2 separate regions of the Homo sapiens genome follow, and region 2 is linked to region 1. A link is a loop called in an ENCODE intact Hi-C map of the cell type or tissue named here. Cell type or tissue: dorsolateral prefrontal cortex. All regions are shown on one strand. Links, peaks and the distances in the headings refer to the core of each region. The heading gives the core; the rest is flanking DNA. Region 1 has its middle 84 kb from the start of NMUR2. Region 2 overlaps NMUR2 (neuromedin U receptor 2).

What was found. Hi-C counts contacts between places; a loop is a spot of excess contacts. Peaks named below come from ENCODE experiments on the same cell type or tissue, not always from the same donor. Only the 100,000 strongest peaks of a DNase experiment are listed, where the experiment ranks them.
Region 2: a loop joins it to region 1, with 3 times the contacts of the local background. A loop is called at or near these places in 2 of 110 quality-filtered maps.

What each region holds. Positions count from the first base shown.
Region 1 is chr5:152,480,804-152,496,843 of GRCh38, reverse strand. It overlaps the pseudogene RPL36AP20. Among named protein-coding and RNA genes, the nearest start is that of NMUR2, 84 kb to the right of the region's middle. RefSeq lists an enhancer at 16,005-16,040. In dorsolateral prefrontal cortex, for the core only: no CTCF peak of the experiment used is centred there; no DNase peak of the experiment used is centred there; H3K4me3 peaks cover 904 bases; H3K27ac peaks cover 3,072 bases.
Region 2 is chr5:152,382,434-152,398,473 of GRCh38, reverse strand. NMUR2 (neuromedin U receptor 2) reads left to right here. Exons shown (of 4, transcript NM_020167.5): 2 at 330-414; 3 at 2,890-3,015; 4 at 5,973-6,928. The coding sequence ends at 6,283. Among named protein-coding and RNA genes, the nearest start is that of NMUR2, 15 kb to the left of the region's middle. RefSeq lists a cis regulatory region at 11,635 and an enhancer at 11,551-11,720. In dorsolateral prefrontal cortex, for the core only: no CTCF peak of the experiment used is centred there; no DNase peak of the experiment used is centred there; H3K27ac peaks cover 554 bases.

The sequences.
Region 1 (16,040 bases), core at 4,624-12,623:
GAAGTAAGGCCATAGAGTTTAGAGCTGCCAAAATAGCTAGAAAGTGAAGGGGAAAATTTAGAAAAGGAGGAAGCCCCTAAATCTACATCTGAATACCTGTCAAATCCTTGGCTAAACTGTAAATACAAATTCAGGGGACTCCAAGTTTCAGACTGTAAAACATTATCTGTGAGGCTGGAGGAACTGAGCAGAGATCTCAGATTTCATCCACTTCAAGAGAGACAATTGGTGTTTAGGTGGACTGCCTATCAGAAAAAAAACAAACATCCTTTAGAAGAAAACTGAATCACAGTCTCTACCATGTTTCCTTTAGAACATGTAGTATAGAATAAACTAGTAAACTCACAAAAGAACATGTAATCCACAGTCAAGAGAAAAAGCAGTCAATAGGTACTGAACTTGAAATGTTCAAGATGTTGGAATTTGCAAACAAGGACTCAAAAGGTATATTAAATCGATGTTTCAAAAAGTAAAGACAAATATGTCATAATGAATAAAGAAGGCAGGGAAACTAGGCAGAAAAATGAAAGCTAAACAAAAGAAAAAAATGAAAATTCCACAGCCAAAGAGTAAAATATCATGAAAATTTATTTGAAAAGGCGTTACAAGAGTACTGGAGACAAGGGGAAAAAAAGATCAGTGAATGTAGAGAGAGATTATCTTCTGTAGATTAGTATCTGAAGGTAGATTGGATCTTAGTAGAAATTATCCAATCTGGAGAACAGAGAGAATAAAGACTGAAAATAAATCAGAAGCTCAGAGGCTTATGGGATAATAATAAGTGTTCTAAAATGTATGCAACAGCTCCCAGGCTGTAGTACTTGAGAAAACATGAGAACATTCCTAAAAGAAATGTGACAAGCATCAACACCGTGAAGACACACAATACAAGGAGATCAAGGAATTTGGTATGCCTAGCTTCATTCTGACAGGAAGCAGAGCAGGCTATGGTGGGCAGACCAAGCAGATTTTCTGGAAAAGTCTCTGTAAAACTACAAAGAAGATTGTGATGAGGCTTAAATGTGTTGAGCCCAAATGCAGATCTAAGAGAATGCTGACTATTAAGAAATGCAAGAATTTTAAATTAGGGAGAGATGAGAGAAAAAGCCAAATGATCCAGTTCTAAACTTCATCTTTTGTTTTATTATGAAGACAATACAATATTGAGTTCACTTCAGAGAGTGTATGTGCATGTGTGTGGAATGGAAGTCTCAGAGTAAGGAAGAGATAAAAAAAGGTGGGAAAAAATTGAAAAAGAAAAAAAGCAGCCAAATAGTCCCCAAACTTGGGGGAAGAAAAACAAACAAGCAGACCCAATGAGCTGAGAAAATCCCAGTCAGAATAATCACAAAGAAAATCATACCTAGGGATATCATAGTCTAACTTCTGAAAACCAAAGATAAACTGACTATTGTTAAAGCAGCCAGTGAAAAAAGATAAAGGACATACTACCAGCAATATGAATGATGGCTAATTTCTTATCAAAAACAAAGGAGGCTAGAAGACAAAAGAAACCTGTGTCCAATGAAAATAAGCTTCAAGATAAGGGTAAAATGAAGATATTTTCAGAGAAGTAGAAACTGCATGAATTTATTGCCAGCAGATTTCAAGAACTACTATAGAACATTATTCAAATTCAAGAACTACTATAGAACATTATTCAAATTAAGGAAAATGATAACAGATTGAAACTCAGGACTCCAGAAACTAGTATAGAATACCAAAAGTGATATGCATGGGTAAATAATAAGAGTCTCTGTTTTTCCTTATTTAAAAGACACAACTACTTTAAAAATTGTAATAGTTTAACACTATAAGTAGAGCTGTAAATAATAGGTATAATATAAATATCAATAGCTTCAAGGACGGATAGTTAAATGGAACTATGATGTTGCACATTTCTAGTATTTTACATTAATTGGTAAAGTACTAACCCTAAGTAGACCTAATAGGTTAAAATGCATATTATAATCTCTAGGGTAACCACCAAAAATATAAAGATGTATAGTTAAAAAGCCAATAAAATTGTCCACTAAAAAATATTTGATCAACTTAAAGAAAGAAAGAAAAAAGACACAGGGAGACCTTAAACAAATTCATGAATGCTCAAGTATCTCATAAAATGGTATAGTATTTGCATATAATCTACAGACATCCTCCCGTACATAATCACACATGGCTTAACAACAGGGATATGTTCTGAGAAATGCATACTTAGGTGATTTCATCATTGTGTGAACATCATAGTGTGTACTTACACAAACCTAGATAGTTTCACCTCCTGCACACTTAGTCTACATGGTATAGCCTATTTCTCCTAGGCTATAAACTGTACAGCATGTTACTGTATGAAATACTGTGGGCAAATGTACCACAATAAGTATTTGTGTATCTTAACATATCTAAACAAAGATATAGTACAAATATGGTATTATAATCTTAAGAGAACACCATTGTATATATATGGTCAGCTGTTGACTGAAATGTCATTTTGCAGTAAATGGCTATACTTTAAATTACCTCTAGATTACTAATAAGTCTGTAGCAAATACAATGTAAATGCTAGGTAAATAGTTTATTTGCATTTTTATTTGTATTTTGTTGTATTGTTATTTTTTGTGTTTTTCCTTAATCTTTTTAATCTTGAGTGGTTGAATCCACAGTTGTAAAACCCATGGATAAGGGGGGCTGACTATATATGCTGTCTAAAAATGACACCATTTGAATTAAAGACAAAGATAACGAATATGGTTTGGATCTGTGTCCCTGCCCAAATCTCATGTTGAAATGTAATCCCCAGTGCTGGAGGTGGGGCCTCATGGGAGGTGACTGGACCATGGGGGCAGTTTTTCATGAATAGTTTAGCACCATTCCCCTAGTCCTATTCTTGTGATATTGAGTGAGTGATTGTGAGATCTGGCTGTTTAAAAGTATATAACACCTCACCCCTCTCTCTTCCTCCTGCCCCAGCCATGTGAAGTGCTGGCTCCCTCTTCACCTTCTGTCATGATTGTAAGTTTCCTGAGGCCTCCCAGAAGCTGAATAGATGCTGCAATGCTTCCTGTACAGCCTGCAGAACCATGAGCAAATTAAATCTTTTTTATATATAAATTACCCAGTCTCAGGTATTTCTTTATAGCAATGCAAGGACAAACTAATAACCTAAAAATAAAAGGATAAAAAATGAAAACCCTAATACATCATGAAAACACTAAACATCAAAAAGCTGGAATGAAGATATTAATATCAGATAAAATAGAATTTAAGGCAAAGAGTACTACAGGAGAAAATAAAGGATATTTCATAATGATAAAACTTTTAGTTTTTCAAGAATACAACAATTAAAAATTTATGTGCCTATTAGGAGAGATTCCAAAAACAGCAAGCAAAATTGAAAGACCTAAAGGGAGAAACAGACGGATCCACAATATTCATTATCAATTTTAACATTCCTTTTTGTGTTATTTTCTAGCAACCAGACCAAAAAAAAAAAAAAACAACCACAAAGCAAGACTCAGAACACAGAAAATTTGAGCATTATAAACCTTCTTGACCTAGATAATATTTATAGAGCACTACACCTGGCAACTGTAGAATACATGTTCAAATCCAAGTACAATATTTAAAAAAAAGATCATATATGGGGCCATAAATTTTAATTATGAAATAGTTTCCAAAGATTGCTATGTTAGAGAATGTATTCTCTGACCACAATGAAATTAAATTAAAAATTAATAAAAGATATGTGTAAAAGCTCTATATACTTGAAAATCAAAAAGTATACATAGGAAAATGTATACGTAGATCAAAGTTGTTACAGGGAAATTAAGAAGTATGTCAAATAGAATGATAGTGAAATTTGTTAAATGTGTTTCCATCTAAGAAGCTAGAAATGTACGAGCAAATGAAACCTAATGGAAGTAGAAGAAGGGAAATGCTAAAGTGCAGAAATACAAGAAATAGAGAACGAGTACAATAATAATAAAGCCCAAAGCAAGTTCTTTGAAAAGATTAATAAAAGTGATCAATCCCTCACAACAATGATCATTAAAAAAAAGAAAGCACAATTACCAACTTTAGGAATGAAAGAGAGCATAACTAATTCAGATAAATAATCATACTAAACAGGGATAAGGAATCATTTCATGTAAGTTTTGAATACATTGCTTTCACTCTATACCCTCAAGTATTAAAACAGTCAACAAATGTTAAACTCTAGGTAATAGGTGTGTTTTTCACAGTTTTATGGGTTAGCAATACTAAAATTATTTCGTATATATTCTAGGAATGAGGAAATAATACATTTTAGATAATGAGATTTCTCAATGTCAGAAAAGACATTTACAAATATAGAAAGAGAAAGGTTAGAATTAACTCTGTGGAATTGGACTGGAAGTGGAAGCATCCACATCAACTTATGGCTCTAGATATGGATACGTGTATGCAGGTGTGTGTATATTGATACACATACCTACGTTTCTTATCTCAGTCTACTTAGGGGGCTTACAAGAAATGACACTCAGTAGCAAAGAGAACACTTCACGTCCACATCATGATTTTTAAATACCAACCTCAACTAAAGTACTCAAGTTTTCCCAGAGGAAAGGCTAACTCCAGGGTTGGGTCAAAGCACAACGTCCACCTGGAACATGCCAGACGTAAGGAAGTGCTCAAAAATGATTAGGACACGTCAATGTATACAGAACCTAGTTGAAAGAGACCAAATTCAGAACACTTGGACAAAAACAATTAGTAACTATACAAATAGATTTCATCCGATAAAATAATCCATAAGACCATGCTCACATAAATAAATAAATGAGGAAACTAATGGGGAGATATAAAAACTCATAATACAATGCAATTAAAATGTAGGGAGAGTGATGAGATTAAAAGTCATTGTTAAACACCATAGTAATAACTGTTTCAGGCTAGAATCATTGATCAGTGTTAAAACTAATAGATAAAAGTTTGATGAGAAACAGGATATTTTAATAGTTTTAAAAAATACTTGTTAATCACACAAAAGACTATTAACTTTATGGTGAAGAAAACTTATAGACACTGATAAAACCAAGTGATCAAAGTTAGCGCCACCATGAATGGGTCCAATGGGCATCATATGCCTATTGATTTATTGAAAAGAACGCATCATTTCTGTAATATTCTTCACAAAATTGTGTAACTCAAATCTGGTGAGAAATAATATATAAAGAGAAAAATATTTTTTAAAAGATATAAATCGAGGGGCATCCTACAAAATGAACATTTTTCAAAATGTCAAGGTCACGAAAGACAATAAAGACTAGGGAACTACCTTTATACGTGACTTCATGACAGGACTATGTTCTGAAGAATGGATGATTTCGTCATTGGGCAGACATCACAGAGTCTACTTACACCAACCTAGACAATAGGGCCTACTACACACCTACTAGGCTGGATGGTATAACCTATTTCCCCAGGGCTACAAACCTGTACAGCGTGTTACTGTACTGAATACTGTAGGCAATTGTAACACAGTGGTAAGCATTTATGTTTCTAAATGTAGAAAAGTACATTGAAACTGTGGTATTATAATCTTATGGGACCAACGTTGTATGTGCCATCTATTATTGACCAAAACTTCTTTATATGGCACATGACTGTATTCTAGATTAAAGGAAATTAGAGAGATTTGATAACTAAATGCGTGAGCTTGAATTGGAACTTGAATCAGGGATTTTTTAATTTATTTTACTATGAAGGATATTTAGTGAAACAATTGGTAAAATTTGAGTAAGGTCTGTATTTTGGATGATAGTATTGTAACAATGTTAATTTCCCAATTTTGAAAATTACACTGTGGTTATGAAAGAGAACATCCTTGTTTTTAGGAAATACATACAATTGTATTTAGAGATAGAGAGCTATTATATCTGTAATTTAGGACAGAGTATCAGGTTCAGAAATCTATTATTATATCCTATTATATTTTATAAATATCTGTGTATAAAAAAGCAGAGAAAGAAAGAACAAAGTAATTGGCTTAAAATGTTAACATTTGGGGAATCTGAGTGAATGTATACAGGTATTTTTACAAATTTCACATGTCTGAAATTATTTAAAGACAAAAACTTAGAATAAGATAATACGGGAAGAAAAATGCCAATAAATTCAACAAAAATGCAAAGGATAAAGTCTTTGAAAATTATAACTGATTAAACACAAACAGAAGAAACAGAATCTGAAGAGCCCTTTGTCTAGTAGAGAAATCCAATTCATTATGAAAAGGCTTCTTCAGAAGAAAATTCTAGGCCCAGATAGTATAACTGGTGAATACTATGAAACGTTTAAAGAAGAAAGAATACCAATCTTACACAAATTTGTAAAACAGAGAAGAGAATTCTTTCCAATGCATTTTATGAAGCCAGTATACCTTGATACAAAAAGCTAACAAAAGAGTTAAGAGGATTCCAAACAACCATTCCTTATAAACATAGATGAAAATCTTTCACAAAACATTAGCAAATAGAAACCTTGTTTTTAGGAAATAGACACAAGTATTTAATGATAAGTAAGCATAATGTCTGCAAATTACTCTCAAATGTTTCAAAAGTGTATATACACATCTGTATCTCTATATAAAGAAAGTGAATGATGAAGTAAATGGGCCAAAATGAAAACTGATGAATCTGAACAAAGGATATAATGAAGTTCCTTGTTCTTTTCTTGCAACTTTTACGTAACTTGATGTTTTATTGATGTAAAAAGTTCTCAAAATATCTACTTACTGTCACAGCTTAACAATGTAAGCATACATATAGCTTACCCATACGTAAAGATTGCTCTGAGAATGTAGACTGCTACATAAACACAACTTACTTAAACTCTTAGCTTTTCTTCAATTGCTCTAAAATTCTAACATCGTTTCACAAGGTATACTTATATCCTTTGCAGGCTGTGTTTCATATGCCTTTTGTCTCCTTAGGATCAAATCTTGATTGAGAAAGAGCAGCTAAATGCAGTTATATATTGGCCAGCATATCCAATCGCTCACTTTTTACTGTTCCATTCTCCCTTCTAAATATTTCTAGTATTTGCCCCTCCTGCCAGTCTTTATGGTCACTGCCAAGGCTGCAGTCTTGAGGCAATCCTACTGACTTATTTAATCAACTCCTAATTGTAGCTCATCCAGCACAACTGTCAAACCGTTCTTCACACAGCCAGAGAAATTATCTTTTATTCTACTAAACTGCAGTCTTTCTTGGATTAAAACCTAACAATAAATCAACATTACCTGCAGGAGAGAATCCCTGACCCTTAGATTACTGAACAAGAGTTCTGAGAGTTCAATCCCTGTTGCTGCTTAAATCTACCTACCTTCATAGGCAGAGTTCTAAGGTTACCCACGTAACTCATCCCCTTCTTCAACCTTCTCCCCTTGAATGGGGGCAGAGTCTGTAACTTTCTAGCCACTCAAGATGGCAAAAGTGATATCACTCCTGTTATTATGTAGTATTACATGGCAAAGGTGAAGGTATTTTGCAGATATAATTAAGGTCTCAAAACAGTTGATCGTGAGTTAAATAAAAGGTATGCTACCCTGAGTGGGCTTAAATTAATCAGGCAGGAGCCTTTTAGAAATGGTCAATAACTTCATGTATAGGGATTTTTTTGTTCCCCTGAAGCAGTGATGCAAACTGCCTATAGAAAGGTCCATGTAATGAGGAACTGTGGGGGCCTCTAGGACCTGAGAGCAGACATTGGCTGACAGCAAGAAAATGGGGAACCTCAGTTTTTCTAACATAAGGAACTGAATTCTGCCAGCAGCCATGTAAGCATGAAAGATGACCCCAAGTTTCACGGAGGATGCAGCCTGACTGACGCTTGAATTCAGCCTCATGAGAACCCAGATAAGCCATGCCCAGACTTCTGACCTACAAAAACTCAGATCATAAATGAATGTTGTTTTAAGCCACTAAGTTTCTGATAATTTGTTGCACATTAGAAAACTCAAACACTCACCAAACATCACCTGTCTTTTTCTTTAATATGGTGTAACTCTTACATGTCTCAAATTCTTTGCATATGCTTAAAATGATTTTTATTCTGCAGCTCCTAATTGAGGGGTAGTTATTTGTCTTTGCTACTCATTTTTTTAAAACTCTACACATAATAATTATTGGTTTAAACGTTTGTGTTTCCAACTAATTTCCTTGATGGTAGGGACAAGGGTCTCATCTTGAGATTTCCATATTAATTGGCTTACAGGAGATTTTCAATACGTCTTAGCTGAAATTGGTCTAATTGGGGAGAAGAAAAAAAACCTTAGTTTTTGTTTTGTTTTGTTTTTGAGATCGAGTCTTGCTCTGTCACCAGGCTGGAGTACAGTGGCAGAATCTCAGCTCACTGCAACCTCCACCTCCCAGGTTCAAGTGATTCTCCTGCTTCAACCTCCCAAGTAGCTGGGACTACAGGTACATGCCACCATGCCCAGCTATTTTTTTTTTTTTTTTTTTTTTTGCATTTTTAGTAGAGATGGGGCTTCACCATGTTGGCCAGCATGGTCTCAATCTCTTGACCTTATGATCCGCCCACCTGGGCCTCCCAAAGTGCTGGGATTACAGGAGTGAGCCACCACGCCTGGCCTACTCTATATCTTTAAGTATGTTTCTTTTTGTCATTTTTTCCTACAAAAGAAATAAACAGATTATAGACTTTAAAAATTTTTATACCATAGAAAAGCAGCACACTAAAGAACATGTGCAAATTCACACAGGAATTTCTAAATCCAATAGAATAAATAATAACCCCAATTCCTGGCCTATAATTATAAATGCTGCTACAATCTCTGTAACAGTCAATTTTTCTCAAAACAGAACAATGAAGGCTGCCAGCAAATTCACTAATTGCAGGATGAGAAAAAAAGAGTCTATGCTGACATTTCACAAAAGCCTTATTAGTATGCCATGATACTAGCAAAGCAACAAAATAAATGAGCTACACTTCTAAGGAGGATCAAGAATTCCAGCACACTTAAAGAGAAGAGATCCTCAAAAAAATGGGCATAGATTTGAGAAGTAGTATCTAAACAACATAATATATATGCCAGCGAATTAATCCTCAGCTATTTTGCTTTCTGTTATATGGGGTAATACTGCCCCTCATATTCTAACCCCTAAGGTAGACCTATTTCCAGGAAGAAATACTGGCAGTTAGGACTTAATTAGATGCCACTGTTATGATCCTCCTATGTAAACAACAATTGTTTGGAAAAAATGTAATTTGGGGTAAATAAAAGAAAGACATTTGTAGTGAAAATTAAACTTTTTTTTTAAAGAGCATCCCTTTCACTGTTGATGGGATAATAAACTATAATGCTATTTGTGGGGATGCAATTTGGCAATATTAAATTGCATTAAAAATCCTTTTTACTCAGCAGTTTCACTTCTAGAAACGTATTCTACAGAGCTACTAACAAATCACAAAATGATTTTCATCCATAAATAGCAACAGTGTGCCGGCCTTTGCACTGTCCAAGTATAATCGGCTATGCATGAAGGGCTTGATCCAGCAGCTCTACTCCAAACATGCTCCCCAAAACTCTGGCCGCACAAAATAGCACAGATAGATCTGTACAATTTCCAATGGTATCATCATCATTTTGAATCATCGCAGAAACAAGTAGGCCTGCACTTTTAATGAATATCTTAGTTATCTTAACTCTTTTCTTCTCTCATTTTCTGTGGGAGTGTAACTGGCTAATATTATGGTACAAAGGGTTAGTGTCAGGGCCTTTTCTGTAGTTCACTCTACTGAGGAATATTACAGGCCACAGTTGTTTAGAATATATAGCAAGTATCATGAGAACTTACAAAACTTTGGGGAGATCATAGAAAGAACATACACATATTCTCCTGTGAAAGCGGTTTAGTGACAAATCAACACAACAGTATGTTGCCTAACTCACCTGTATGTTATGTTAAAGGCAACATGCACTTTCATATAGTGAACCCACATTTTTCTCTTTAAATTATTTCTACTGGATCACCCTGTTTTCTCCCAGTTGAAGATGCTTGCTTCTTCTTTATGCAAAAGGAAAACATATTTACTGCATCCCTAGAACAGGATTATAGCTAAAATGCAGATTCTAGAGAGAAAATAAATAGCTGTATGATTTTAGGCACATTACTTAACCTGAGTTTCAGTTTCATTATTGATAAAATGGGGATGATTGTGTTGTTTACCTCATAAGCTAATTCGAGGATTAAATGAAGTCATGCACCCGTAATAAGTTCCCAATAAGAACCAGCTCTATCTTTTTAGTATTAATACATTAATAGCTTCACTTGGAGAAGTATTCTTTCTTAACTATCTTTTATTTTTATTCTATAACTTCAACTTTTATTTTAGGTTCAGAGGGTACACGTGCAGGCTTTTTACTTACATGGGCATATTGCATGATGCTGAGATTCGGAATACAATTGATCCTGTCACCCAGGTAGTGAGCATAATACCCAATAAGTAGTTTTTCAGCCTTTGCCCCACTCCTTCCCTTCTGGATTCCCTATTATCTATCATTCCTATCTTTGTGCTTTTGTGTACCCAATGCTTAGTTCCCACTCAGAACTGAGAACATGCAATACTTGGTTTTCTATTCCTGTGTTAATTTGCTTAGGATAATGGCCTCCAGCTGCATCCATGTTGCTGCAAAGGATATGATTTCATTCTTTTTTATGGCTGCATAGTATTCCATGGTGTATATGTACTATATTTTCTCAGTCCACATTGATGGCCATCTAGGTTGATTCCATGATGACTAGTTTTATTACACTGAAATGAATGCACCAGTGGCATAGCCTTTACTTCCTTCTATGCATACTGCACACATGCCACTGCCATGTTCATTTCAGAGGCCTAAAGATAGGTTTCATGCATGCAGATGCAGGGTAACCTGCTCTTGTCTTCAGCTGCCTGCCAGTCACTAACCAGGCACAAACCAGACAGCTACATAGACTCTTCTACAATTATCCCAATGCCTAATAGCCTACACCTCTCGCTACCTGGGGAGTCTTTTTTTCTTTGCACAAACTGCTAACAAAAACTTAAAGCAGACTTATATTCAAAGTTTTATCAGCTTTACAATACTTTTAAGTATAATCCAAATATTCAAAAATATTTTACGTGGGAAATAATATTTCATGCATGATTTTGAGTTTGATGGTTCAATGTAGATATATTATTTTCATATTCATAGACTAGGTTATATTTTGTTAAGTACTTAATATCCCATCCAAATCAATGTTTTTCAAGTTTTTACTACCATTGAAGTAATCCTCTCCTCATTTTTTAAAATTTGAATTAAATCTCCATTTATTCAGAAATTTTGGCTTGCAGTCATGAACCAATAGCCATTTTAGAAATCAGCACAGTGGACTCACATGTGGCTTGCCTTTATAATTGGGAGAATGAACCTAAAGGATGGGCTGGGGTGGTAGTGAGGAGTTGGGATTTTGGAGTTAAAGATGCAAACTCTGCTTCAATTTCTTGACAAGGTTCTCAACTGCTATGAGCCTCAAACAATGTGGAAAATACTTGTGTAAACTTCATCAGGGTGTTTAAGACTAAATGAGTCTTAAACAGGTATTTTGTTGAGCATCAGTGCCTGGTTTACAGTACAAATTCAATTTGCTGTCATCTTTAACAACCACATCAGGTCATAGAAATAGCCAGAAATAAGATTCAGAAGATACTTGTTCTCACTTAGGTATGTCATGTACTACCTGTTTTTTAGGTTGAGTCATTTTCCTTCCCTGGACTTTAATTTCCTCATCTGTATATATGAATGGATAGACTAATTTTCCCAAGCTATTCAGTTCTGAAAGTTCATTACTTCAATTAATTATTAATTCCAGGTCACAGATGTGATAAACACCAGTGACAATACTTTCATTCTTTTAAGATATTTATTGTAATAGACACTGTTCAAGACTAAGAAAGCCACATAAAAATAATGTCATGAACTTGCTTGGAAATTAGTAGTAGTAACTGCATATAATGAGGAAATGATGACACAGTGTGATCAATGCTATCACAAGGGAACTAACTTCAAGGTGGTAGTGGTGGAAGAGAGGTAGGAATTCAGAGATGGTCTCCTTACAGAAGTAATATCTCAACTGAGAACTGAGGCATATATAGGAGTTACTCTCAAAACTCAAAAAAATCACTATGAAAACAACCTTTTCCCCTTACTCTTAACAAAGACTTGAGTCATTTGAATTATTGATTTTTCATTCATCAACCATCTCTTGTGAATTTGAGTGTGTCAAACTCTAGTCACAACTTGTTGTGTATTTGTTGTATTTAATTTGCTGTGGGCAATAAAATCAACCGGTGTTCTGAAAATCGAGTTTTTTTTTTTAAAGTGCTAAGGATAATGCATTTTTTGATTATTCAACATCCTTTGTTTTACTTTTTTTAAATTGTAAGTTCTGGGGTACATGTGCAGAATGTAGTTTTGTTACCTAGGTATACACGTGCCGTGGTGGTTTGCTGCCCCCATCAGCCATCATCTACATTAGGTATTTCTCCTAATGCTATCCCTCCCCTAGCCCCCCCACCCAACAACAGGCCCTGGTGTGTGATGTTCCCCTCCCTATATCCATGTGTTCTCATTGTTCAACTCCCACTTATGAGTGAGAACATGTGGTGTTTGGTTTTCTGTTCCTGTGTTAGTTTGCTGAGGATGATGGTTTCCAGCTTCATCCATGTCCCTGCAAAGGACATGAACTCATGCTTTTTATGGCTGCATAGTATTCCATGGTGTATATGAGCCACATTTTCTTTATCCAGTCTATTATTGATGGGCATTTGGGTTAGTTCCAAGTCTTTGCTATTGTGAATAGTGCCACAATAAACATACATGCGTATGTGTCCTTATAGCAGAATGATTTATAATCCTTTGGGTATATTTCCAGTAATGGGATTGCTGGGTCAAATGGTATTTCTGGTTACAGATCCTCAAAGAATCGCCACAGTGTCTTCCACAATGGTTGAACTAATTTGCACTCCCACCAACAGTGTAAAAACATTTCTATTTCTCTACATCCTCTCCAGCATCTGTTGTTTCCTGACTTTTTAATGTTCACCATTCTAACTGGTGTGAGATGGTATCTCATTGTGGTTTTGATTTGCATTTCTCTAATAACCAGTGATGATGAGCTTTTTTTTAATGTTTATTGGCTGCATAAATGTCTTCTTTTGAGACGTGTCTGTTCATATCCTTCGCCTACTTTTTGATGGGATTTTTTTTCTGGTAAATTTAAGTTCTTTGTAGATTCTAGATATTAGCCCTTTGTCAGATGGATAAATTGCAAAAATTTTCTCCCATTCTGTAGGTTGCCTGCTCACTCTGATGATAGTTTCTTTTGCTGTGCAGAAGCTCTTTAGTTTAATTAGATCCCATTTGTCAATTTTGGCTTTTATTGCCATTGCTTTTGGTGTTTCAGTCATGAAGTCTTTGCCCATGCCTATGTCCTGAATGATACTGCCTAAGTTTTCTTCTAGGATTTTTATGGTTTTAGATCTTACATTTAAATCTTTAATCCATCTTGAGTTAGTTTTTGTATACGGTGTAAGGAAGGGGCCCCGTTTCAGTTTTCTGCATTTGGCTAGCCAGTTTTCCCCACATCATTTATTAAATAGGGACTCCTTTCCCCATTGCTTATGTGTGTCAGGTTTGTCAAAGATCAGATGGTTGTAGATGTGTGGCATTATTTCTGAGGCCTCTGTTCTGTTCCATTGGTAAGTTGACTTTGTTACTGAACGTCAGATACTGGGATATATTTTTTAAATGACCTCTTGATAAGTGAGGGTTTGTATTTTTGTTTTTTAGAATAGGTGGAGAGACAAAAAAAAGTCAAACATTGTTATTGAAAGGGAGTTTTTAAGTAATTTAAATTTTAATTTAAAATGTCCATTAATGGAAATTTCAGAGCCATAATTTTCTTGGAAAAAATATTTCTTGCATGCAATCCCTAGCATAATACGCTATAATAATGCCTGATGGAAGTATAAGTTTAACGTCTAAGTACATACAAAAAAAGGGAAAAGAAGTAAGAATTCTATTGCTGAAGGTAGAATTTTGCTCTTAAAGAGGGGAAATGGCTGTGTGGTAAGTTTTAGTAATAATTTTCACCAAAAACATGGCAAAAATAATACATATAGAGCAAAAGGAAATGGGTAGGAACAAAAAGCCTTACCTGACTGCAAAGTTCACATCATACATTTGGGTTGGGGAAACTCATCATTTTGAGACATTTGATTATTGGTTTTTAATTTAATTAATGATCTATTTTCACGTACCTTTCACTAGATGAATTACGGGTTACAGTTTCTATATTAATTGTCCAGTATCTCTTTACTCCCTGAAAATAAGAATGTGATTTACTTAAATATTATACTCTGATTTTTTTAAAAAGACGGTAAAGTTTATAAAGAAATGAGCAGTTTAATTGCATATTTTACGTCTACAATATTTAGAAAATACTCAGCATAAAAACTCACAATAAAAAATAAGACCAGAGAAGTAATTTGAAATTATATATAGTTCCAGCTTCATAAGTTTTAAAAGGAATGGATTTTAAGATTATTTTTTAATTAGGATCAAGAGTCTTCCAGGGCTGCTTATGAGGATGGACTTGGGACAGTTCTAGGTAAACAGTATATGCTCAAATAAACATTTTTTTCTTTTCTGTGGCATTACAGCAGCCTTGGCATCGAAGCCTTGTAATTTACCAGAAGTATATTAATTTGTCTAACCCTGCTCTTTAAAGCGTGTGTGTGGGGCAGGGGAAGGGGAGTGAGCGTGCACGCATGTAACATTATTTGGGACAAATTTGCCTCAGATTAATACCAACAAGTTTGTAGAGGATAATTTATTGATGTATGGATTTATGATACTCTCACTGCTATAGCAAATGAAGGGAAAAAGTAAATCTGCTTCTCCCTCCTTTTCCACTCTCCTTCTCTAGAAGGGCTTTAAATCCCAGAGACTCTGGCTTTTTTCAAGTCAGAGTAAGGAGAATTTTTGTGTTCTTAATACTAGACATCTAACAGTGTATATATATAATGCAAAGCTGAGGTGCCCTAGTGGGTGGAAGAACATGAGAGCTTAGAGATTGAATAGTTAGGATATTTCAGTTGCAAAAACAAACAAATAAACAAAAACAAACCACCACCACCAAAAAAAAAACCCTAAAAATAAAATAAGTAAATAAACTGGAACATTAAAGAGACTGCAAGTTGCAGCATATGAAATGCTAGATAACTCAGAATATTTTCACTACAAGCATATAGAAATGCTACATAAAATATAACCTCGTATCACATGCATACCTAAGACAATAGACAAAAGCATATCATAGGGCCTAACATGAAGAGCAAACAAAATCCTGTGTGATGAGGCTGTGGCTGTCCTAATGGCAGGGGCCCTGTCAATCCTAGTAATTAAGAGGCTTGAGTTTTACTGCCCAAAGACAGAAGAGTGGTCCCTGGACCTAAGTGAAGCAAAAAGTTGGAACTGAGATGAGTGTATAAAGCTAAGATGCTTACGGTGCTTTCTCATCAGGAGGTGAAATAGAAAAAGAAAACAAAATATCACAAGAAAGCAATTAAAAATTCGTTTCTTAACCTTGGGTATGGATTTGGGCAAAGACACATTCTCCATGAAAAATTCTAACCATAAACTTATGCATCATATGGATTTGAGATTGAAACTTATACAAATAGTTTCTAATCCATCAACTCAAGTTATCAGATGTCAACATGGTCGGAAGCTGCTGAGGTTCCTGGAGTACTCGTCAGAAGCCAATGAAAAAAACACCCTAGACTCTGACTCTGACTCTGACTCTGACTCTGACTCTGACTCTGACTCTCACTCTGACTCTCACTGACTCTAACTCTGACTCTGACTCTGACTCTGACTCTGACTCTCCCTCTCCCTCTCCCCACAGTCTTCCTCTCCCTCTCCCTCTCCCCACGGTCTCCCTCTCCCTCTC
Region 2 (16,040 bases), core at 7,635-15,634, 100 kb after region 1:
GAGAAGCCTTTCTAACTTTTCTTGAACTTCAGAATTTTACATTTTTCATGGAACACCTATTAACATGCTACACAGCCAAGTTTCCACATAACTGTATACGAAAAGTGGTTGCACTATTACTTGGCCACAATCACTTATCCAGTTGAGTAGATGACCTGAATCCAATTCCACCTTCAACATACTGTTAAACATTTGACGTAGTCTTACATTTCTCTAGGTCTCAGTTCTTCTGTCTTCAAAATGAGCGTTTGAGTTATGTTTCTCAGATTTTAACAGGAGGAAAAATGTTTCTCTTTCTTACTATCTCTCCCAACTTACTTCCCTTTCAGCTAAAGAAAGACAAATCTCTTGAGGCAGATGAAGGGAATGCAAATATTCAAAGACCCTGCAGAAAATCAGTCAACAAGATGCTGTGTAAGTGCCCCATTTTGTTTTTTGTTTTGTTTTGTTCATAAGAGCAAAGGAGGTACATTTGGTACCAACTAAATGCTGCTGGGGTAGGTTCCAATTTATCCTGAAACAGAGTATTTATGAGAGTAGATTAAGATCAAGGAGCAAAGGGGAGAGATATATAATGAAGACACCTCCTTAATGGTCTATGTCAACGCTAGGTGACCTGTCTTCCTTTGCTTCTTCAAGCTTCTAGGACCTGTGTGTTTTGTTTCATTTTTGGTTTTGAACCCTCAAAACAACACTCTCAGTTTCATCCACTGACATACACTCTGTGTGGTGCTTGGTAAATTACATTCACTTTCTCAGCCTTTGAGCTTCACTTTCCCCCTCTGTGAAATAAGCAGGTTTTTAACCTATTTGTATTATGGATTTCTTTTAAAATATGATGAAAGCTGTAGACTCTCCATTCCAAAAAAAAAAAAAAATGAACAAATATGCATACACAAAAGATTTTACAATCCATCTCAGGAGGTCACGAACCAACCCCTGATACTCATAGACTCCATGGGATCTTTTAGTTCCAGGTTAAGAACATCTGGCAAGCATCTCCAAGTAGCCATTTCACATATGACATTGTATAACTTTGTTTCAAACAGTATACTTTTGAATAAATAAGATCTTTTTAAAAATTCACTTACTGAGCCACAGTCTCCCAAAAGAATGTTATAAAAATATATGATACAGCACTACTATATGAGAGGAGTTACTGATGAGGGAAAGGAGATTTATAATACATTTTGCAAATCAAAATCTAAAGTTTAGAAGAAATGAATCCTCCAGGCTAATATGCATATGAAACATTCACTGTAACTATACAGCATTTCTGAACAAAAAATAAACTGTGAAGTCCCTGAAGTGGGTCTTCTCGATTCTAAGAGTTATCTTCTTGGAAATATTTTAGCTCCTCTTGGCACTTGACTTTCTCTATCAAGAAACATAGTTTCTTCATTATCCCTCCCCTTTTCTCCTTGGTCATAATCTACTCTCACAAAAAAAAAAAAAAAAAAACATGAAGCTCACTCATATTAAAGTCACAATAGCAGAATACACTGTAAAGTATTTGCGTTGGGATGGGGTTCAACTTTAACAGGAATTAAAGTTGTTTGTTGTTGCTGTTGTTGTTGTTGTTTTTGAGATGGAGTCTTGCCCTGTTGCCCTGGCTGGAGTGCAGTGGCATCTCGGCTCACTGTAACCTCTGCCTCCCAGGTTCAAGCAATTCTCCTGCCTCAGCCTCCTGAGTAGCTGGGATTACAGGCGTGTGCAACCACACCTGGCTGATTTTTGTATTTTTAGTAAAGACGGGCTTTTGTCCAGGCTGTTCTTGAACTCCTGACCTCAGGAGATCCACCCCTTGGCCACCCAAAGTGCTGGGATTATAGGCCTGAGCCACCACGCCCGTCAGGAATTAAAGTTTTAATTAAAGGGAATTGTAGGCAGTAGTGAACAGATTAGGGACTTTTCTTGGGTTGGCAAATTCAGTAGAAACCTATAGTTATCTTTGAAACCATACCACACAGGCAAACAACTTACTCTGAATGTGTTTAATGCCAACAGGAAATGCATGTATAATACTGCTTACTATGAAAACTTCATATCTGTACACAAGTACAGAAAACTGTAAAATGAATACCCATGTACCCATCACCCAGCTTCAAAAAGTATTACCTCATAGCTAATCTTGTTTCATGTATACCCTTATCTCTCCCCTAGCCCCAAAAGATTATCTTTAGGCGAATCCCAAGAGTCATGTCATAGCAAAGTAAAGTATTTACAACTTCAAAAGGAAAAAAAAAAAGTGTGTGTGTGTGTGTGTGTGTGTGTGTTTAATTTGTGGAGCTTAAATGCCCCAAAGAAAAACTACAGAAATACCAGTCTCTGTTTTGGGAGGTGAAAATAAGAGATGGGAAGGAATTCTGTGCTGTAGCAATTTATAATATGACAGACACACCCCTTCCAATCAAAAGATTCTTGTAAAGTACTATTAGGCTTGTGGTTGTTTGATCTCTTCTTTCTCCTTGCCTACCCATTGCAGAATTTTAAATTATTGAATTCAGAGAAACTTCTAATTATTCCTATAACAACAAGATGAATTTATATACACATTTAACAGTTTATTATTTATCTTTCACAATAAGATGTTTTCAGGACTTTGAAATAAATTAAATACTATTTTAAATGTTCTAAAAAGTTTTACATTATATAAGAAATCTTGTATAATCTTATGGAAAACTGATCCTAGATCTTATACAATTCATTCTTGTGTTTTAAGTGTTTTGTACTGAGACTCTTTGGGATCTAGTTTGCCTCTATAACTGTTATAGCTTAACAAAGTTGAAGGGAAAAACTGCCAGAAGAAATGATTGACTCAGAGTGAGCATTGTATACCTATCCTTGCACAGACTGTCTTCTGGTCTCCCATTTATCATCCATTTTCAGTTGTCTTGGTCTTAGTGTTTGCTATCTGTTGGGCCCCGTTCCACATTGACCGACTCTTCTTCAGCTTTGTGGAGGAGTGGAGTGAATCCCTGGCTGCTGTGTTCAACCTCGTCCATGTGGTGTCAGGTAAAACCTTAGCTGGATTTGGTGCATGACTAGTATTCAGGTAACAGCACCTTCTTCTTCATCTTGCTTAGATGCCTAAGTACTCCAATTTATCACGGGGATCTGCCATGCTATAATGAAGACATTTGATTTTTCTTTTATTCAGAGATTGATTATGTTTGATACTGTTCCAAATACATATATACCAGATCACTATTTTCAAGGCTACTTTATGGAAAACCTCAAGTCTAACTGTGATGATTACAGAAGGAAAATGGTCAAGGAGTGATTCCTTTGGTTATCCTCCAAATGGCCATGCAATTAAATTGGTTCTTATTTAGTAAACACCCATGTCCCTGAAATCTCATATTGCCTTTGGGAAGTATTATATCCTCATGAAGGAAAACTAAATGGTATTCATAGGTAATCAAGTTCTCCTTTTAGGCTACTGTAACTCTGCTTGTTGAGGATACCATAGTATATTGTGGAAACCATGGTGGAAAGGTCAGTAAGTCAGATGACCTGGATTTGCAACCCAATTTCACCATTGCTATTCTGAGTGATCTGGAGAACGTGGCTGCCTTCACACCAAAGTTTCCTCAACTGTAAAATGGCAAAAAAAAAAAAAAAAAAAAGCCTCCTGTACACAAACCATGGACTGATGGTAAGGAGCAAATGCAATAATAGACATTAAAGAGCTCTTTAAGCTGTAATTGCTGTATATCTTTCTATAATCATCACAAGGTCATTAGGTGGATATTATGATTAACATTGTATAGTCAAAAATAAAACCCTTCCACAAGAAGAAATGATTTGCCCTAAGGCACTTAGCTAACAAATAACCCACCCAAGTCATCTAACTTCAAGTTCAGTGTTCTTTCTACTAAAATGAAGCAAAGAATGACCACCTAGTTTCTTCTTTCTCAGTCAGTGACAGCTAACTCAGTGTTAGCCTTAGGCTCAGACCTCTTCTGTCCCCCCACCTCTCCTGGTCACCGGCTGATTCTATGGGCTCATTAGATTATAGAAGACATCACCGGAAAGGAAAGATAAGATCACCTTTTACAAGTTAAGCTCCAGATGTGTACAAAGCAGAAACAATGACATCTATACTGAATATTGTGTATACTATGTATTTTCTGTCACCCTCTTTTTTGTACTCAGCAGGCCTAATGTATAGCTTATTCCTGGACATTAGCACTTTCCTGTTCAACCATTTGCAACCAAAGCTCAAAAATATGTATACCTCTTAGTTTATCCTTTTGGTTAATCTGCGGAAAACAGAAATGTTTAAATAAATGAGAAAGCACTACAAGGTCAAATGAGACTTGACTAATTGACTACAATTCTCTGGATGCGTCAAGGCAATTATCTTAAGATTTTCAAGTTATAGCCTCAATAATGACATGATCCTGTTCAGATACCATCTCCCCCCTTTTATATTAGCCACTAGATTAAATCTAAATCTCTTAAACCCTACAGAAAATACCCCCAACTTGCCTTTTAATCCTCCAACTTTTATTATTTTTATTCATAGACCATATACTTATCAAATTGGTAATTAGAGAGTTCTGCACATTATTCCTGCACAATATGGCCATTCCTGCCCCTGAATACTTATGCGTGCTATATACCCTGTACCTGCAACACCCTCTCCTGTCTTCCTCAACTATCTCTTACCCATTTTGAGGCCTGGCTAGAGTTCAATCACCCCCCACTAAATCTTTTATGATTATCACAGTCCTTGTGTTTCTGTTATTATGTGAATTGCTATAGCATGATTTGTTATCTCATATTTGTTCTTAACAGATACTGCTTGGTATTGTTGTATTGTTAATTATTTAACTTAGCCATAAATCTTGTCTCTGCAGTACCATTCCAAGATCTTGGAGAACAAAGTCTAATTCACTACCTCCCAATGTGCTTTGAAGTTCATGGCACATAATAAGAGTTAAATCAATATTTATTTTTTGAATGAACTAATAGTATTAATGCATAGAAATATTCTCCTTTAACATTCTTCCATGTTTATTCTGTAAACAAGGCATATAGCATTCTGAATGTTCTGAACCACATAAATAAGGACAACAAGGAACCTTTTGGCAATATTACCCATCACTTGTTTTACATTCTTAGCCATTCTCAACCTCTCTGTGGATGGTATCTTAACTTTACCCTCACAATAATCCAGGGAGGTGGGTTAGGCTGGAAATCACATTCCCATTTTACAGAGAAAGAAACTGAAGTGCCAGGGTTTGTCTAAGGCCACAGGATATTAGAGGGCCAAGATCAGAAACTAGGTCCTCTGATTCCCAAACTTGGGCTGATTTTGGGCTTTAGAGAAATAAAATTTAAAAAGGCAATAAAGGAAGAGTGTATTCCAAACAGGAAAATGACAATGTGAAGGTTAATTGGTAGAGGAAATAAATGGTAAAATACAATTCTTCAAAAGGTGGAGGAACCATCAAGGGAAAAGGGTAGGTAGGAACAGCACGCTAGGGAATATTTCTTTGAAGCCGTATCTTAGCATTATAAGGAGTCTCAGCAGGAACTAAGCCTTGGCTGATTTACCTTCTTCCACTACTTGCAATCCCAAATTATAGATTTAAGTAAAATTCCAATGAGATAGAAACGTTTCTCTTCCCTCTGATATTTAAGCATCTTTCAGTCATGTTATAGAAACATGTTCTTTAATTAAACAAGTAGTGATCAAAGAAAGTTGCTGAACATCTCAGAGAGATCCCATGTCAGCCTAACTTACTCCAAGACTCTTTAATCTTTGTGTTTGATGGCTAAGTGCACAGGTGGAAGATCTATTCAGAGCATTTTGTATTCTCAATTAGATGCTTGTATGTATTATCACTTATAAAAGAGGCAATCACAGGGATTCTAGGCCTTTGTAAATATTTATGCTTCTTCCTTCATGCCGGTCACTTAAGTTCTTCTCAGCACATCTTTTTAAATCCCCTGCATTCCAGGTGTCTTCTTCTACCTGAGCTCAGCTGTCAACCCCATTATCTATAACCTACTGTCTCGCCGCTTCCAGGCAGCATTCCAGAATGTGATCTCTTCTTTCCACAAACAGTGGCACTCCCAGCATGACCCACAGTTGCCACCTGCCCAGCGGAACATCTTCCTGACAGAATGCCACTTTGTGGAGCTGACCGAAGATATAGGTCCCCAATTCCCATGTCAGTCATCCATGCACAACTCTCACCTCCCAGCAGCCCTCTCTAGTGAACAGATGTCAAGAACAAACTATCAAAGCTTCCACTTTAACAAAACCTGAATTCTTTCAGAGCTGACTCTCCTCTATGCCTCAAAACTTCAGAGAGGAACATCCCATAATGTATGCCTTCTCATATGATATTAGAGAGGTAGAATGGCTCTTACAACTCATGTACCCATTGCTAGTTTTTTTTTTTTTAATAAACGTGAAAACTGAGAGTTAGATCTGGTTTCAAAACCCAAGACTGCCTGATTTTTAGTTATCTTTCCACTATCCTAACTGCCTCATGCCCCTTCACTAGTTCATGCCAAGAACGTGACTGGAAAGGCATGGCACCTATACCTTGATTAATTTCCATTAATGGAAATGGTTCGTCCTGAGTCATCTACGTTCCGAGTCAGGCTGTCACTCCTACTACCAATGGCCACTGTGAGCCACAGAAGGAAGACATGTACGTGCTGTTCTACTTTATATGATGTGAGAAGCCAACATCAGTGTCCCTTGGCAGCAGTCTACAGGCATAACTTGTTTTATTGTGCTGAATTTTATTGTGCTTCTCAAATATTGCACTTTTAAAAAAATTGAAAGTTTGTGGCAATGCTGTTGAGCAAATCTGCTGGCATCTTTCTTCCCAAAGGCATGTGCTCACTTCATGTCTCTGTATCAATTGTCATAATTTTCGCAATAAACTTGATTATTATTATATGTGCTTATGGTGATCTGTGGTCAGTGATCTTTGATATTACTATTGTAATTATTTTGGGAAACCTATGAACTGCTTCCATAGAAGATGGAGAGCTTAATAAATATTGTGTTGTTCTGACTGTTCCACCCACCAGCCATTCCCCATCTTGGTCCCTCTCCATGGGCCTACCTATTCCCTGAGACAAAACAATATTAAAATTAGGCCAATTAAGAACCCTGCAATGGCCTCTAAGTGTAAGTGAAAGGAAGAGCGGCAAGTCTCTCACTTTAAATCAAAAGCTAGAAAGGATTAAGCTTAGTGAGGATGTAAAAAAACTGAGATAGGCTTAGAGCTATCTATGCCTCTTGTAGCTTTTAGCCAAGTTTGGAATACAAAAGAAAAGCTCTTAAAGAAAGTTAAAAATGCTACTCTAGTGAACACATAAATTATTGTAAGAAAACAAAACACCCTCATTGCTGATACAAAGAAAGTTTGAGTGGTCTGGATAGAAGATCAAACCAGCCACAACATTCCCTTAAGCCAAAGCCTAATTCAGAGAAAGGCCCTAACTCTCTTCAATTCTATGGAGACAGAGAGAGCTGAGAAAGATGCAGAAGAAAAGTTGGAAGCTAGCAGAGGTTGGTTCATGAGGTTTAAAGAAAAAAGCCATTCTCTATAATATAAAAGTGCAAACTGAAACATTAAGTGCTGATGTAGAAGCTGCAGCAAGTTATCCAGAAGTTACAGCTAAGATAATTGATGAAGTTGGCTACAGAAAAACAAAAAAGATTTTTAATGCAGATGAAACAGTTTTATCTTGGAAGAAGATGCCATCTAACTAAGGCTTTTATACCTAAAGAAGAGAAGTCAATGTCTGACTTCAAAGCTTCAAAGAACAGGCTGACTCTCTTGTTTGGGGATAATGCAGCTGGTGACCTGAAGTTGAAGCCAATGCTCATTCACCATTCTGAAAATCCTAGGGCCCTTAAGAATTATGCTAAATCTACTCTGTGCTTTATAAATGGGGAAACAAAACCTGGGTAACAGCACATCTGTTTACAGCATGGTTTACTGAATATTTTAAGCCCACTGTTGAGACCTACTGCTCAACAAAAAGATTCCTTTCTAAATATTACTGCTTATGAATAATGCACCTATTCACCCAAGAGCTGTGATAGAATTGTACAAGGATATTAATGTTTTCATGCCTGTGAACACAACAGTCATTCTGAAGCCCATAGATCAAGGAATAATTTCAACTCTGAGAAATACATTTCCATGAGATGGTAGCTGCCATTGATAGTGATTCCTCTGATGGATCTGGACAATGTAAAATGCACCTTCTGAAAGGAATTCCCCATTCTAGATGCAATTAAGAACATTAGTGATTCATGGGAGGAAGTCAAAATACCAACATTAACAGGAGTTTGAAGGAAGTTGCTTCCAACATTCATGAGTAATTTTGAGGGGTTCAAGACTTCAGTAGAGGAAGTAACCACAAATATGGTAGAATAAGCTAGATAACTGGATTGGAAGTTCAGCCCAAAGATGTTACTGAATTGCTGCAACTTCATCATAAAACTTGAACAAATTAGAGATTGCTTCTTATGGATGAGCAAAGAAAATGATTTCTTGAGATGGAATCTACCACTAGTGAAGATGCTGTGAACGTTGTTGAAATGACAACAAAGGATTTAGAATATTCTATAAACAGCTGACAAAAGAGCTGCAGGGTTTGAGAGGATTGATTTCAATTTTGAAAGAAGTTCTCTTGTGGGTGAAATGCTATCAAACAGCATTGCATGCTACAGAGAAATCTTTCATGAAAGTAGAAGTCATTGGATGCAGCAAACTTTATTGTTGTCTTATTTTAAGAAATTTCCACAGCCACCCCACCCTTCAGCAACCACCACCCTCATCAGTCAGCAGCTGTCAACATTGAGACAAGATCCTTCATTAGCAAAAAGATTGACTCACTGACAGTTTACATTATCATTTTTGTTTTTTAGCCACAAAATATTTTTAAGTTATATACATTTTTAAAACTTCATGCTATTATGGACTACAATATAGTGTAAACATAACCTTTATATGCACTAAGAAACTAAACAAAAAGTGTGACTCGCTTTATTGCAATGGTCTGGAACTGAACCCACAGTATCTCTGAGGCACGCCTGTATTTACCTACTGCCTCATATACTGCCATTATAATGTGATTCCTTACAGTCCTACAGCATTTTACTTTAAGAGTTCCCCCTTATAATATGAGAATGCTCCTTAGAATGATTATCTCTACCACCCCAATCGCCAAGTCATTATCAGCCATTTCTCATTAGGAATTGGATCCAAACTAAGAAGTTCAACTTAGAGAAGAATGAGAAGAGGGAGGGGCTGCGGTGGAAGGTCAAAAGAAGCATAAACTATACCAAACAGGAGCTTAGTTATTTTCATAAATTAGTCTAGACTTGGATTTCTAATGTCTAATTTCATATAGTATAGATGGAAGTATGGTCTACTATCTTGGAATAAAGACAAGTCAAATGGCAACAATTGGTCTCAAACCCATAACTTTTACTTACTCAGTCTTTTATTACTTACATAATACTCTTCACACATGTAATATGGACAAAACTACTTCCTAGAATAATTTTCCATTATACCATCACAAGTAATGTATACTCTATTCAAATGGAATTACTTGCTGTTCTTATGCAAATGCATCCCACAGTTTTTCCCAGCTGCAGATCTTCATGCGTAGAAGGCCCACTTCATCTCCAATCTCCATCTGTTTCTATCCTACTCATCCTTCAATGTTCATCTCAGTGTGGTGCTTCCTCCATGAAGCCTTGCTTGATTTATTCAAATAGATATTGTATCTGACTTCTCTGTCAGTTTATGTCTCTTAAGCTTTTTCTTCACTCTGCTTTTTATTTCAGTGATTTATGTTCTTGCTTTGCCAGAATGTAAATTTGTCAAAGACATGATGTATCTGGTATTCATTTTTTCTGTTGTTGGAACAATGGCAATATATCTATCACAATGGTAGATGTTCAATAAATATGTGATAAAGTGAGTTGGCTTCATATTTCAATGTATTGAGTTAAGCAACAATTTCAAATGGAACCATATTAAGAGACAAAAGACTAAGATTAGGTTTCTGACAGGGATACCTGACCTTCAGTTGGCCAACCAATCACTTGTGATTATAATGATATGCCTGCTGTCCCTATGGTACAAGAAGGCCCTTCCCAATCTCAGGAGTTACTGATGCTGAAACACAAAAGTTCCAGCATTTAGCCTCTGAATTGTTCATAAGTTGAATGAATGATTCCAATGATAAATGGGGGTATTGGTCTCTGACATCATCATTTGTTAATTTAATAGTCATATTCAGATACTCAACATTAAAACAAACAAAGAAACTCTGCTAATTGCAACCCAGTTTTAATAAATCAGAATTCTCTCATGATGGTTTACATTAGTGGGCAGAATTCTGTGGTCATTCGAGGATTGAGTTGAAAAGGCTCTGCAAAACAAAACCTCAAAAATGGAGGAGAAATTAATTTTCTACTTGCCTTTTAAAGTAGAGATATTCTTGAATGATAATCTATTAACCCTTAAACATCAAATTAACATCACCTCCCGATTACCAGGACTAAAAATGCTGCTGTTGTCAGTGAATAGATAGAAAGAGAAACACACTAAAACTAAAGCTAGCAATTTGACTGCTTGACTAAAACTTTGGTCCTTTTTTGTTTTCTCCTCATTTATCTTTTTCTTTTAAAAACTTGTATCAGCTAATTATTTACACATAAATTCTTCCTTTAAACACATCTTCACTTGGTGACATTAGGAGATGTGCATCATGCCAGGTTATAAACTTCCTGCCCTTGAAAGTTGATGTCTAGAAGAAGAGATTATTATTTCTGAAAACCATGACAACAATAATTGCTTAAATCTGATTGTGAAGTGTGCCACAAAATATAAATACAAGTACTTTGGCACCATATGAAAAAGGGATTTGACCTAGTCAGGAGGAAATAAGATTCAAAAAGAAAAAAAAAGAATAAAATAATGTTGGCTGAGTTTTTGTTTATACATACATCTACACATGTACATATATACATATAGGAAGTATGTATTTCAAAATGAAAATTAAAATATCACAAGTTCTAGAGTTAGCTTATGTAATGGTTCATATAAAATTCATAGAACAAAGGGAGAAAACAAAATTAAATTGTTTAATGCTTCTAATGAGGTTAATTAAATTGACCTCATGATCTTTTTATGAATTCCTTGTGATCTCTGAGTTTTAGAATAATGATAGAAGAGTCCACACAGTAAACATGATTAATAAAATATAGTCATGTGCTGCATAACAATGTTTCAGTCATTAGTAGACCACAGACTAATATGTGAAGGTGGTCCCATAAGATTATAATATCACATTTTTACTGTAACTTTTCTATGTTGAGATATGTTGAGATACAAAAATACTTACTATCGTGTTACAGTTATTTACAGTATTCAGTACAAGAACATGCTGTAAAGATTTGTAGCCTAGGAGCAATAGGCTATACCATATAGCCTAGGTGTGTAGTAGGCTATACCAGCTAGTTTTGTGTATGATGTTTGCACAATAACAAAATTGCCTAATGATGCGTTTCTCAGAAAATATCCTCATCACTAAGTGACACATGACTGTATTGGTAACTTAACTCTTTTGCAATGAGATAGTGACTTTTTAGCACTCCAGTAATCTATAAGCTTAGTGAACTGAAGCAATGACATTCAGAATGTTGCCTGTCACATTAGTTTCTCTAGCTCAAAGAAATAGCAGGCGTTTTAAAGCTGACACCCATGAACAAATGTAAGGAGATCCAAGAATCTCCTGAAATTATATTCAAAATTCTTAGTACTTTTCCCCCCTTGGAGAGAAAATGTATATAGCCTTGCTTAGCTCCTCAAAGTAGTCTGTGACTCAAATTATTATAACCTCTATTGTAAAGTGCACTTAAGTCTTACATAAAGATACTCTCCTAATGGATGAATTTTAATTGAATGAACATATTTGTGGGACAGCTAAAGAAGTAACATTATTCCAACATAAGAATTCAGTATGTAAAAGTATCAGTGGTTCAGTAGTGTGCTGGTACTGGCTTGGACTGGCTTATAAAAGCTTATTGTTAAATATTTAGGACTTTTGCAGGCCTGTTGTCAAATGATTGATAGCTTGAAATCAGTCACGGTGAAAATATTTGTATTGCAGAAATTGGCAAACACCACAAATCAGGGCTTTTTTCCTCTCCCAGCTAGCTGGCTTATCAGCACACCACTAGCTATTAATATGCTGGTATTCTGCCATCTTGTTGTAATATATGTGATTTGTTTTTAGAATAAATGCCAATAACACTGTTATAATTATAGGCCACTTAAAGTTGTGGTTAACTCATTGAAAAAAATAGTCAATGGACCAGATATTTGACCCAGAGGTACCAGATAAAATAGGCTGAAGCATGCTAATTATGACATGAAAGCCTCATCAGCATTTTGTAATTAACCTACAGTGGAAGTATTACTGTGGAATGCTGTCCATTAATATTAGTGCAGAAAATAGCAACAGATCTACTTATCTTTTGTATACATCTGTTTTTAAATATCCCACAGGATTCACTGTAAAAAGATGCAAATATTCCACATTCTCCTCTACTTAGCTGAAGACTCTTTTTCTTTAGTATGTGGAAATGCACAATAAATACATTATACGGTTTTCAGATTACTGACTGAAAGGAAATTTACAGTCATTCTTTCACTATCTCTTCTTAGCTGTGGCCCTGATTCAATACAGACATGCAGCCTATTTTAAACCCCTATGTACATTATGAATTTTATAGACATTTAGAAAATGAAGGAGCCTTCAGGATTATCTAGTTCAACAGTTTTTTATGTATCAGTAATGTTAATTGAGACTTTTCTAGCTACTCTACTAAGAGCTTTACATTTATGATCTATTTTAACCTTACCAAGAGATGGACACTATTATAATTCCCATCCCATAGAACAAAAATACATTGAAACAGAGGACTTAAGTGATTTGCCCACAGTTACACAGCTAATAAATGTTGGAGATGAGATTTAATTCTGCCAGTTAGTTCTAAGTCTAGACCGCCAGCTCTTAGCTACAAATCTATACCAACTTTCTAAAGCACAAAAAGGAAATATGGCTTGTCTGAGATGAAACAATGAGTCAGTAGGTTCATATCAGGACTGATTTATCCTGACTTGGGCCCATGGTTCCTTCCATACCTCACTACCTTTAATGAACGAGGAGTACCTATAGCCTGTATAATTTAGAAAATAAATTATAATATAAAAAAGCATACTTCTTCAATGTGTAATAATGATCTTTGGGTCTCATTTAAGAGAATTTCATTAATAGGTTTATCTATCTAATTTGATTAGCTTTTTAAAAAAAGCTTGTATTCCTTATACACAAACCAAATTCTTGACAGCAGAAGGACATAGCTTTAAAATATGCTAGGTAACTGTTGGGTGGCTCACACTGGGATTCTTAAAAGTCTAAAATCATGCTTTGACTGAAATTGAAAGAAGGTCTTAGAATTCAGTCTCAAACTTCACCCTATAATTTTTACCTATTGGAGTGTCATTTCCTAATGGTGTAAAAGAAAAAAAAATTGCACTGGAAACTTGTTAGTAATGGCAAGCAAGCTTTATTCAACACAATTACAATGGGGGAGAGACTAGTGCCACAGGTGAGAGAAATTGAACTCAACTCCAAATATGACTGAAACAAGTGGGGATTTATAGCCTATAGTCAGAGTGAGGGAGACAATAAAAATTGCCAAGAGGAACTTTATTAGGTATTAGGAGGCTGAGAGAGTTGATTAGATAAAAAACACATGAAAAGAAGCCTGGCTGAATATCAAGGTCTATAAAATAGCTTAGTAGGATTCTAGCTAAAACTGGCCTCAGCAGGCCAAAGATGGGAGCCACAGAGAGGCCTAGTAAAAACAAGGCTCAAAGGAGCCTGACTACAGTTTGATCAAGGAGCGATTCCTTATCAATTGTGAGCCTATGAGCTGAGGATGGCAACAGGAGAAACCCAGGGTAGATGGAAAAACTCTTCAAGTGTTATAAAGTGCCAGGTTCTGCAATATGATTCTTAGAAAAGTTGTGACTCACCTAAAATTCTTCTCTCCACCTTCTTCTCAACTTGTCTCTTCGAGAAGTTTTCCATGACCATATTTTCTCTTATCATAACTCTCCTTAGGGTTCTCCAGGGAATGAGAACCAGTAGGATGGATGAATGAATGGATAGATAGATGGATGATGGTGATAGATAAATAGATAAAAAAGAAAGGAATAAAAGAAAGGAAAGAGAAGAAGGAAGGAAGGAAGGAGAGAGAGAGAGAGAGAGAGGAAGAAAGAAAGAAAGAAAGAAAGAAAGAAAGAAAGAAAGAAAGAAAGAAAGAAAGAAAGAAAGAAAGAGAGAAAGAGAGAGAAAGAGAAAGGAAGGAGGGAAGGAAGGAAGGAAGGAAGGGAGGGAGGGAGGGAGGGAGGGAGGGGAAGGGAAGAAGGAAGGGAAGAAGGAAGAGAAGAAGGAAGGGAAGAAGGAAGGGAAGATTGGCTCAGATGATTATAGAAACTGAGAAGTCCCAACATCTGTAGTTGGATATCTGGAGACCCAGGAGAGATGAGGGTGTAATTCCCGTTTGAGTCTAAGGACTAAAGACCCAGGGAAGGCAATGGTATAAGCTTCAGTTCAAGGACAGAAGAACAAAGTTCCATCCCAAGCAGTCAAGCAGGAGAACTTCTCTCTTACTTAACATTTTTGTTCTATTCAGATCTTCAATTGGTTAGATGAGGCCCACTCACATTAGGAAGGGCAATCTCTTTTACTCAATCTAACATTCAGATGAATTTAAATGTTAATCTCATCCAGAAACACCCTCACAGGCACACCCACACTAACGTTTGACCAAAATGTCTGGGTGTCTTGTGGCCCAGTCAAGTTGACACATAAAATTAACCATCACAGAACAAAAACATATCTCAAAATAATAAAAGCTATTTATGTCAAACCCACAGCCAATATCATACTGAATGGGCAAAAGCTGGAAGCATTCCCTTTGAAAACCGGCCCAAGAAAAGGATACCCTCTCTCACCACTCCTATTCAACATGGTATTGGAAGTCCTGGCCAGGGCAATCAGGCAAGAAAAAAAAAAGGGGGGGGATATTGAAACAGGAAGAGAGGAAGTCAAATTGTCTCTGTTTGCAGATGACATAATCCTATATCTAGGAAACCCCATCATCTCAGCTCAAAAGGTCCTTAAGCTGATAAGCAATTTAAGCAAAGTCTCAGGACACAAAATCGATATGCAAAAATAACAAACATTCCTATACATCAACAATAGACAAGCAGAGAGCCACATCATGAATAAACTCCCATTCACAATTGCTACAAAGAGAATAAAATACCTAGGAATACAGTTAACAAGGGATGTGAAGGACTTATTCAAGGAGAACTACAAAGCACTGCTCAAGGAAATAAGAGAGGACACAAACAAATAGAAAAACATTCCATCCTTGTGGATAGGAAGAATCAATATCATGAAAATGGCTATAATGCCCAAAGTAATTTATAGCTTCAATGCCATTCCCATTAAACCACTATTGACATTCTTCACAGAGTGAACAGGCAACCTACAGAATGGGGAAATTTTTTTTCAATCTACCCATCTGACAAAGGTCTAATATCCAGAATTTACAAGAAACTTAAACAAATTTACAAGAAAAAAAAATCCATCTAAAAGTGGGTAAAGGACATGAACAGACACTTCTCAAAAAAAGACATTTATGCAGCCAACAGACATGCAAATAAAAGCGCAACATCACTGATCATTGCAAATCAAAACCACAATGAGATACTATCTCATGCCAGTTAGAATGGTAATTATTAGAAAGTCAAAAAACAAGTGCTGGCAAGGCTGTGGAGAAACGGGAACACTTTTACAATGTCGGTGGGAATGTAAATTAGTTCAACCATTGTGGAAGACAATGTGGCCATTCCTCAAGGATCTAGAACCAGAAATACCACTTGGCCCAGCAA